Regions from separate parts of the Homo sapiens genome. Here regions 1 and 3 are each linked to region 2. Evidence: chromatin contacts called from ENCODE Hi-C or POLR2A ChIA-PET data. All regions are on one chromosome and are shown on one strand. The core of a region is the stretch at or near the end of the contact, and the rest is flanking DNA. Distances in the headings are between cores, read along the strand shown. Region 1 overlaps OTUD4 (OTU deubiquitinase 4). Region 2 overlaps C4orf51 (chromosome 4 open reading frame 51). Region 3 overlaps SLC10A7 (solute carrier family 10 member 7).

Region 1 (2,825 bases), core at 69-2,568, 600 kb after region 2:
GATCATTTGTGATGTTACTTGTAAAAAAAAGTATATATACATATCTTTTGAAGTGTTAAAAGGAAACTAGTACTTTATATTCTTTATCATATCACTTTTTGTAAGTGTTGAATATATTCCTGTTTATTTTTCTATGTTCTGTTTTGTAGCCTTAAGAAGTGTTTCAAACATATCTGAATGTATAAAATAAGAGTAAATGCCCTACATGGTGTGATGCTGCATTATATATAAAACTGTGTGCATATATTAAATTTTGTCTCTTGATTCTGCTTGTGATTCTTTGGTTCCAGGGTTAACCAGGTAATATAGCATGTAGATCTTGAGAATTTTTGTAAACTCCTTAAAATAAATGATTTCCATGACATGTTTCCAGCTAGAAGACAATTCTCATACATGCAACTAAAAGCCATGTAGAATTTATAATCTATGGGTACTGTGTAATTTTCCCTAGTTTATATAACGAAATTGAGGCCAAGTTACTTGCTTAGGGTTATGCAACTAGTAAGTGGTAGGACTTGTATTTGAGTCTAGTTTTAAGTGATTTTATAGCTAGTGCTACCATTTTTTTTCTGCAATGACTAAATGGGAATGTGCAGAATATCTAAGAATATGGATTAAATTGTTTTTTAATGGTTTTTACATTTAGCATTCAGTGATATTTATGTTGGCTAAAGGTGAAAGCAAATTGAGTGTTTTGAAAACAAAGTATACTTACTTTATACTCTGAAAACTCAATTTCTTAAAGCCTGTTTTTCTTTATAAAAGTTACCAAAGAATATTATCAAGTCAATACTTGTTTACATACAATATGAACTTTCTGTTAGCCTGGCTTCCTCAGGAGGCCGAACCTGAAACAAGAGCCTCTTTCAGTTCAAGTATTTGACAGAAAAGTGAGTGATCTAGGAACAGGGTCAGCAGGCTGGGAAGGAGGATGAGCTGTTATAAAGGTAACGAGAGTTGGCATGTGGAACTTTTGAGACTGCTTTAGGAGCTGAGTAAAATATAGAACCTTGTGGGAAAGGGAGAAAGGAAGGAGAAAGGAAACATTAGGTTCTTGGCAGTATGCCCGTGGGTTTATCCATGGAGTCAATAAGAGAAGCCAGTGTTGGGGCTGGTTAGTAAGAGGTGTGTTTGTGGCTGGATGGGGGGCTCTTGCAGAATTGGTCACTCCAGAAGTGCATGGCAGTGACCCAAATTAAGTCAGCGGTCTCCAAAAAGTGTCTGATACAAAGGGCCTGCTTTTCACTTTGAATAATTAAACTTTCCCTTTTCATTCAAAGACTTAGGTCTGGGTCTAGGGCATAGTATGAGAATGTAAGTAACTATGAAAGAGGAAGTTAAACACAGCTTCCCTTCATAAACTTTTGCACCCTAACTTAATCTGTGAGTTCTTCATGAAACGTGGACCCCTCAGAATAGTTTAATAGGGTTTTCTAAGAAAAGCTACAGACAGACATAGGTATAAACATCAGTTTTTGAAACTGGTTTTTCTATAATGAATTCATTAGAGAAACTGGGGCTTTAGAGGCAATCCTTTAAAAATACATAACATTCCTGTAATTATATTTTATTTTTCACATTTAGTAAAAAGCATTACAAAGATTAAAGATGTTAATGGTAGGCCAGGCGTGGTGGCTCACACCTGTAATCCCAGCACTTTCGGAGGCTGAGGCGGGTGGATCACGAGGTCAGGAGCTCGAGACCAGCCTAACCAACATGGTGAAACTCTGTCTCTACCAAAAATACGAAAATTAGCCGGGCATGGTGGCACGCACCTGTAATCCCAGCTGAGGCAGGAGAGGCTGAGGCAGGAGAATCACTTGAACCTGGGAGGCGGAGGTTGCAGTGAGCCAAAATCGTGCCGCTGCACTCCAGCCTAGGCAACAGTGAGGCTCCGTCTCAAAAAAAAAAAAAGATGTAAATGTAGATGAGTGTGGTTCTTAAGGCCTCCTATCCCTATGAATATTCTTAACTGAACTGGCAGGTTAACCGATTGATAACAAAATTCTGTGTAGTAAGCCAATTTCTTTTTAAAAAAAATGAGAACCTTGACTTTGGACTAACGACCTCCAGATCAAATAGAAAACAAACTACTGCAATTTACCTATCTAGGGATATATTTGTTACTTGTTGCATCCTTCCAAACTAGTAGTAAAAGCATTTAAGTCCTGTATAGTTTTATAAGATACTTTTATAAATGGAGACAAGAAACCAGAAGCACAGATATAAAGTGACCATTGACATGGGAGACCTATACTTAGGCACATGCAAGGTTGGGAGCTGGAACTAACATTTTCATTAAAGCCAGAGTCACCCCAGCGAAAAGGAGTGAAATTAAAAATTCCCAGACAAAACTGTCTTGGCCTGGGATCCAGTTTCTTAAAGGCAAAAAACAAAACAACCACTGAAAATGTTACCACATTCATTTAGGTTTGAGGTCCAGAAACTCACAAACTAGGAAAACTGAAAAGTGGTTCCAGGGTGGTAACACACTTGGCTCCCCTGGCAGAAGGCAAATGGAGAGCCTCTCAAGGAAAAGACCTTTCTTGATGGCAAACAGGAAACCAGTTTGACTTAACCAGGTTTAAACAAATAGGGATTTATTTCTCAAGAAATGTGGAGAGAAGTGGCTGCTGGCAGTTGTGCAGCATTTTAATGTCAGGAGTAACATTCTTGTAGCTTGTTTTGCATTTCCCTTATATGTGTCACCTTCTGGGCATGAAATGCTTGCTCCATATATTACACCCTCAAGAAGCAGTACCAGATGATAATCTCCCTTTATTAGGAAAACGAGGTTTTCTTGAGGTATTTTCTAGAAAAACCTC
Region 2 (3,043 bases), core at 28-2,527:
GTTACAACACTCAGAGTCTATGAACCTGCCGGTTCCCTTTTTCTTGGACACAAGCCCTAACCCACGTGTGAGGGAATATGTTTCCACAAGCAAATATTTGTTCTTTGCCTTTTGGGGGTTAAGGAATGGTGGACAGACAGGCGAGAAGGTGTAGACCCCACCATACCAATGTTGCTGGTCAAATTGAACTTGTGTGGCCAGGTTACTGTTGCAACCTATCTGTAAAGCTGTTAGCCTTCATTTTTAGAATTAAAACAGAATTCTAATCAGCTATCCTCTGCGTATAGTAAAAAACAAATGATGAATTAATGATAGCCATTACCTTGGAGAACTGTATTTTCTTGGACTAGGAAAAGCCAAGAAATTCGAGATTAAAACCAGGATCATGAGGTACTAGACTCGGAACCTAAACAGAGGCCTTTCTCTCCTTCTGCCTGGGATGTCTACTGGGGCTGGCCAGGGCAAAACTCCGGAGGTTCCTAAGTGGCTACAGGGCTGCCTTTTCAATGCATGCTTTTGGAGAGCTTAATGGAAACCATACGAAGGTTGCCGGGAATCAGACCAGATGGCTCCCGGGGAATGTATTTAACCCGACCTAGGGCTAAGAGACAAAAATAATCACTAGGAGTTTGTGGGGCGGGAGGCAGGGGTGGTGCTGCGACTTTTAATTGTATTTTCTATTCAACAGAAATCCTAAGAGAAGGACGGTCTTGGTAACTAGGAGTAAACGGAAGGGGGTGTGGGGAGCAGAGAGCGGGGCTGGGGAGGAAGAGTGGTAGGAGGCGGCTACTTTAGTAAACCAAACACCGTTCTGCTTTTCCTCAGAAGTCGGCGGCTGCCGGGGCCCTTCGCGGGCCTAGACGGCAGCGGGCTCCTTCCCGCGCCCCAGGTCATGTGCAGCCCCTGCCGCTCCCGGTCCCTCCCTCCCGCGCGCTCCGCGGGGGCGACGAGGCGGGCGGTGGTGGGGGGGAATCAGCAGGAGGAGGGTCGTAGGCGGCGGAGGCGGCCTGTGGACGCTAGGGGAGGAAGATCGTGGGGGAGAAGAGGTGGGCCGTGGAGGAAGAAGGAGACGGCCGCTCCGGCGGGCCGGGAGGAGCGGGAAGAGGCGGACCGGGGAGGGGAGGGGCAGGCGGCGGGTGGGCGGGCCGTGGGCGCGGCTTTGGGGGCGCAGGCAGCCTACCGAGGGAGCCGGGACGGGAGGGCCACGACTCCGCCCCTGAGCTCGCGAGCCCGCCGCGTCTGAGGCCGCCCCCGCCCCCGCGACTGTCGGAGCCAATTCGCTTCCCGGCGGCGCCTTGCGCGGAGGAAAACCTGGCGGTGGAAGGCTCCGGCTCTGCTGGGTGACCGCTCTGAATACAAAGAGCATTTCTCACGCCCCTGCGCCTTCCCCGGGGCTCCCAGATACAAGGGACAGGCTCTGTGACGCCGGAGCCCCCGACGGTCGGGGCCGCAGCACCATTTCTGTGGTTCTAGCAGAGAAATGTGGTCCCAAGTATTTATTTAAAAAGGAAAATTTAATAAAGATTATAAAAACTTTTGTCTCTCTCCACCAATTAAAAAGGGAAAAAACTGATAAATGAAGCCCATGGAATTGTCCCAGAAAGCCAACCTGCCAGGGTCCAGACGTTCCTGGGCGGGGCGGGTGGGGGGAGGGTGTTGGGAGGGCCCCATACCTCAAAGTTGTTTATTAAGCAAACTCCACGCCTCCAGCCTTGTGGCTTCATTTTCCAACTCAGTTAAATGGCGATGAGGGTCCTCCCCAGCCATAATCGGAGTATCGATCAGCTTCTGAATCCTCAGATGAGCAAACCTTGCTTTCAGAATCGCACCGTCCATGAAGCTGGAGAAAAATGGCCTGGTTGTCAACACTCGCTCATCCGCAAAGGTCACTTTTCCACAGAATTGGGAATTAAATGGTCTCTTCCAAACCAGACATCATTCATGAGCAGGAGATGGGATTGATCCTGCATTTTCTTCCATCTCTCTTAACCTTCCTGTTTAATATATTGTGTCTCTGTTAGGAAGGCCAGATTAATAAAGTGGGAGAGAAAAAGGGCAGGAACTCTTGCAATCCCTAACCGGCCCCCACTGCTTCTCTGGTAAGATTCTTTCCAGGTTTCCCTAATTCCTTTAGTTCCCACATTCCTGGATGTGAATGCTCTGCTTTCCAGTTTCCATCAGGAACTTCTTCAAGATAGGACACAGGAATATAAATATTTAGAGAATGATTACCAAAAGCACTACCCAGCAAGCAAATACTTTCGAAACTAAGAATAGTGTTAATGATCGTTGAAAATTTCATTCAATCTCTACTTATTGCTTTGATGCAGGAAATTGGGCATTTATATATCTCAGTGCTTGTTCTCCTCCAAACTATATATATTTAAAAATATTAAGATTTGCCTTGTCTCGGCCGGGCATGGTGGCTCACGCCTGTAATCCCAGCAGTTTGGGAGGCCGAGGTGGGCAGATCACCTGAGGTCAGGAGTTCGAGACCAGCCTGGCCAACACAGTGAAACCCTGTCTCTACTAAAAATACAAAAATTAGTTGGGTGTGGTGGCACACACCTGTAATCCCAGTTACTCGGGAGGCTGAGGCAGGAGAATTGCTTGAACCCAGGAGGTGGAGGTTGCAGTGAGCCAAGATCACGCCATTGCACTCCAGCCTGGGCAACAAGAGTGAAACTCCTGTCTCAAAAAAAAAAAAAAAAAAAAAAAAAAAAAAAAAGATTTGCCTTGTCTCATAAATAAAAAGTCATGATTTATTTTTTTGCTCAGGACTCTAGGTCCAAGGTTTTCCAAATATGTGCCCCATATTAATTGTGTGGTGTGTGTGTGTGCACCTGCATGTACTTTTAGTCTGTTATTGCACCACAAAAACAAGAGCAGGATTAATGTCATTTATTTGTTGGGAATGGTTGACTTAAAAGCGGCTACTTTGAGTACAGAGAATTCCCTTTCTGGGAGGGGTTGGGGAAGCACCTTACAGAGAGAAGCAGCTGTTCCCCAGAACAGCTGCAGACACTGACTGGCAATGGAATTG
Region 3 (2,986 bases), core at 419-2,918, 600 kb before region 2:
ATGTCAACTAGTCTCATTATTATTACAAACACAAGGGTTTTAAAACATTTCAGAAAGTGTGTGTGTTTCTTATCAAATGGATATGCTGCTCCATGAGAGAAACATTTGTGGACACACATTCATCTATTCATTTGTTCTTTCATTCAGCAAAAAAAATTATTGCATGCCTAATATTTGCCAGGCACTGTTGTGTTACAGACATCAATGAGCAGAATGGCAGATACACATTAAATCTTTTAAACCAGTGGGAAAAAACATCCATGTTACTCTAGTGACCTAAGAGAGTTACTTAGTGCCTTATTTTCATGTATTCCAACACCAGTGGCAAGTTATATATGTAATCGTTGACTCTAATTTTAATTAATATTATATATTTTACATTAATTTTCTACAATCTGTTTCTTAAATATCTTTTTCTTTTAAATTTTCTGCTTCCTCCTTTGCACATTTTTTTCTTTTTAACAACTCAGACCATCTCCTGATCTCTCAACTTTGTTTTTATTCCTTTTGTTGAGTTCTATCTTCTGACACTTCCTTAGGTTAGTCTCTATAAGCCTCTTTTCTATTCTCACCTATAAAATTAGGATAATCAATTTACTTACCAGAATTTTAAATTAGATAATGTTTGTAATGTACTTAGCACAGTTCCTAGTACATAATATACCTCAATAAATATTGGCTATTTTTATGATGGTGGTGTTTTATATCAACTGAACCATGATTCTAAAGCAAGAAATACTACAAGCTCCTATGTATAATATTCAGGCCATAGGAACTTTGGCTGACCATTGGATAATGTGAAATGATCCTCTTGACATTTTAAGAGAGCTGTGTATCTTGTGTGTAATGTTTGCAGTGCTACTAATAATTGGCTGCTCCATGTGTTCTCAGGGAAAATAAAACTGCAACCTCAGATTGTAGCTGTGTGCCCATGGTGGAGGCATGCAGGCCAAAGTGAGCTCTGTTAGGTCTTACTTTCACTGTGAAAGCTTATGTCTTTATACTCTAGTCTTCAAAAAATAAATTTTGATTTAGTTTCCTTTTGCTTCCTCCTTGGTCTAATATATACTCTGCAAATAAGCATTTTTAAGAAACTTCTTTAGAAAATTATTTATTGCCTGTTAAATCTAAAACTTAGAAGATGTTTACATGAAAATCTTTTGGAAAATGATAGAAAGTTCCCACATCTCTGTTGCCCTGGGCTCTAATTAAATTTCAAATTGTTTTTGTCACTCTTAACCTGGATAGAAAAAGCCAAATTAATGTAATACAGTTCTATGAGTTTACATTGCCTGAAGGTTTGCTTTTTCAGTTAAAAACAAAAAAGAGAAGTCATGAGTTTGAATGCTGTTTTTCATCTTTAACATATATCACTATATTAGTTCTAATCAGCAATGTACATATTATTCCACTTTTGTGTTCTTATATTTTTCTGTCCTCTTTTATATAGCTCTAGATATTAGAGCCCTAAACCCCACACATTCTGTCTGCTATTCAGCATCTTTAATTTCCCCCTCTGCACTGATCTCCATCCCTTTGCTTCCATTATCCTTGTAAAGGAGAACCAACTTTAGATTAGAAATGGTAAAGTAAATATTGACAAAGGAAAGCAGGTCCAAGATAGGCGGACTATCTGCTGGCCCAGACAAATTACATCATAGGATCCTGAGAAAACTGACATTTGAGATTCCTGAATCACTATCTTTGACAAATCATAAAGGGAAGGAGCAGAATCAACAGCTGCTGGGAATGTGCAAACATCACTGCAAATACCAAAAAGAGGAAGAAAGTGGATTGTACACACTATTAACTAGTAATTTTGATATCAGTCTAAAGAAAAATTAAAGAATGGGTCATTAAATAGTGGGTTGTAAGGAGTTACAAAGGAACATGGTGTGATGTTTAGAAGCCAGCGTGGGTTCACTCAAAGCCAAGTTATTAAAAACAAGTTTGTTACACTTATTTCTGTTTGAAATATAATTTCTAATTCAAAGCAATACTTCAGAGCAGAGATCTGCAAACTATGGCCCTTGGGCAAATCTTACCATGCCAATTTGTTTACCTATTGTCTTTGGCTGCTTTCCAGGTACAATAGCAGAGTTGAGTAATTGCAGAAGTGTCCCTGCAAAGGCTAAAATAATTATTACTTGGCCTTACACAGAAAAAGTTTGCCAACCTCTGCTCTAGAATCTAAATCCATTTTTTAAAATTTTAATATGCCTACAAATTACCTGGGGATCTTGCTAAGATGCAGATTATGACATAGTAGTTCTGGGGCGGAGTCTGATATTCAGCTAGTTCTCACAAGCTTCCAGGTGAAATCAATGTTGCTGGCGCTTAGATCACATTTCAATCTAGTGAGGATCTAGATTTCAAAAAGATATTTAGCAGATTCACCCATTTTAAGACAACAAAGAGAGTAAATAAATTATGAGTTAGAAGTCACTTCAGTTGGTTAGAATCTTGTTTAAATGATAGTGTTCATGAAGTGTTAGGCAATCAATGTCACCTTGGAGAGAAGTTTTTCTGGTCATTTCAAAATGATTATCTTATCATCATTTCCTTGTATGGAAATATTAGCTCAGTGGTGGTATTTGATGGGAGCAATAATGGGCTTGATAACTCATATGTTTAGATGACCAATATCAACTGGGTTGGTCTGCGGGACAGTTCCTCTGTTGGGCGACAGTTCTCTCTGTGTCTCATATTTCTATACATTTTGTCAGCAGAGGCACTGACTGCCTTTTGTTCTCAACTCTGGAACAAAGGGCAGCTTTGCTTTCTGCCTCTTATAAAAGATTCAGGTTCCCTAAGCTCAGTATTCCTTTCCTGGAATGCAGTCCACTGCTTCTGCAGGCATCCATTCGAGCCCATCTGCATCACCTGCTTGACTTGGGGACAAGGGGAAATGACACCAACATCATGCTTAGGCTGCTTGCTGTTCTATGAGTGGTAAAATCCTTTGGCTCTGATCCAGGACTCTTTT

The links. A loop is a pair of places that touch in the nucleus more often than their neighbours do. ChIA-PET counts read pairs that join two places held with the same protein, here RNA polymerase II (POLR2A). Pooled maps may share reads with other maps.
Region 1: a loop to region 2 is called in a pooled map, with 2.5 times the contacts of the local background. The contact joins two enhancer-like sites. A Hi-C loop is called at or near these places in 1 of 168 maps with a recorded cell type or tissue (naive thymus-derived CD4-positive, alpha-beta T cell) and 3 of 50 pooled maps. POLR2A ChIA-PET finds 5 or more read pairs at or near these places in 1 of 52 experiments (A673).
Region 3: a map of endothelial cell of umbilical vein shows a loop between it and region 2 (5-fold over the local background). The contact joins two enhancer-like sites. A Hi-C loop is called at or near these places in 1 of 168 maps with a recorded cell type or tissue (endothelial cell of umbilical vein) and 4 of 50 pooled maps. POLR2A ChIA-PET finds 5 or more read pairs at or near these places in 1 of 52 experiments (OCI-LY7).

Annotation. Positions count from the first base shown.
Region 1 is chr4:145,131,089-145,133,913 of GRCh38, reverse strand. OTUD4 (OTU deubiquitinase 4) reads left to right here. Exons shown (of 21, transcript NM_001366057.1): 21 at 1-264. Among named protein-coding and RNA genes, the nearest start is that of ABCE1, 34 kb to the right of the region's middle. Within about 2 kb of position 1,318, at least 2 of the 41 ENCODE cell types and tissues checked have a DNase peak (open chromatin) inside an H3K27ac peak, as active enhancers do.
Region 2 is chr4:145,731,250-145,734,292 of GRCh38, reverse strand. It overlaps C4orf51 (chromosome 4 open reading frame 51), which reads right to left. Exons shown (of 6, transcript NM_001080531.3): 6 at 1,496-1,840. The coding sequence ends at 1,733. Among named protein-coding and RNA genes, the nearest start is that of C4orf51, 53 kb to the right of the region's middle. RefSeq lists an enhancer at 1-296 and a silencer at 852-1,451. Within about 2 kb of position 1,277, at least 33 of the 41 ENCODE cell types and tissues checked have a DNase peak (open chromatin) inside an H3K27ac peak, as active enhancers do.
Region 3 is chr4:146,335,278-146,338,263 of GRCh38, reverse strand. All of the region lies in intron 5 of SLC10A7 (solute carrier family 10 member 7), which reads left to right. Among named protein-coding and RNA genes, the nearest start is that of MIR7849, 72 kb to the left of the region's middle. Within about 2 kb of position 1,668, at least 2 of the 41 ENCODE cell types and tissues checked have a DNase peak (open chromatin) inside an H3K27ac peak, as active enhancers do.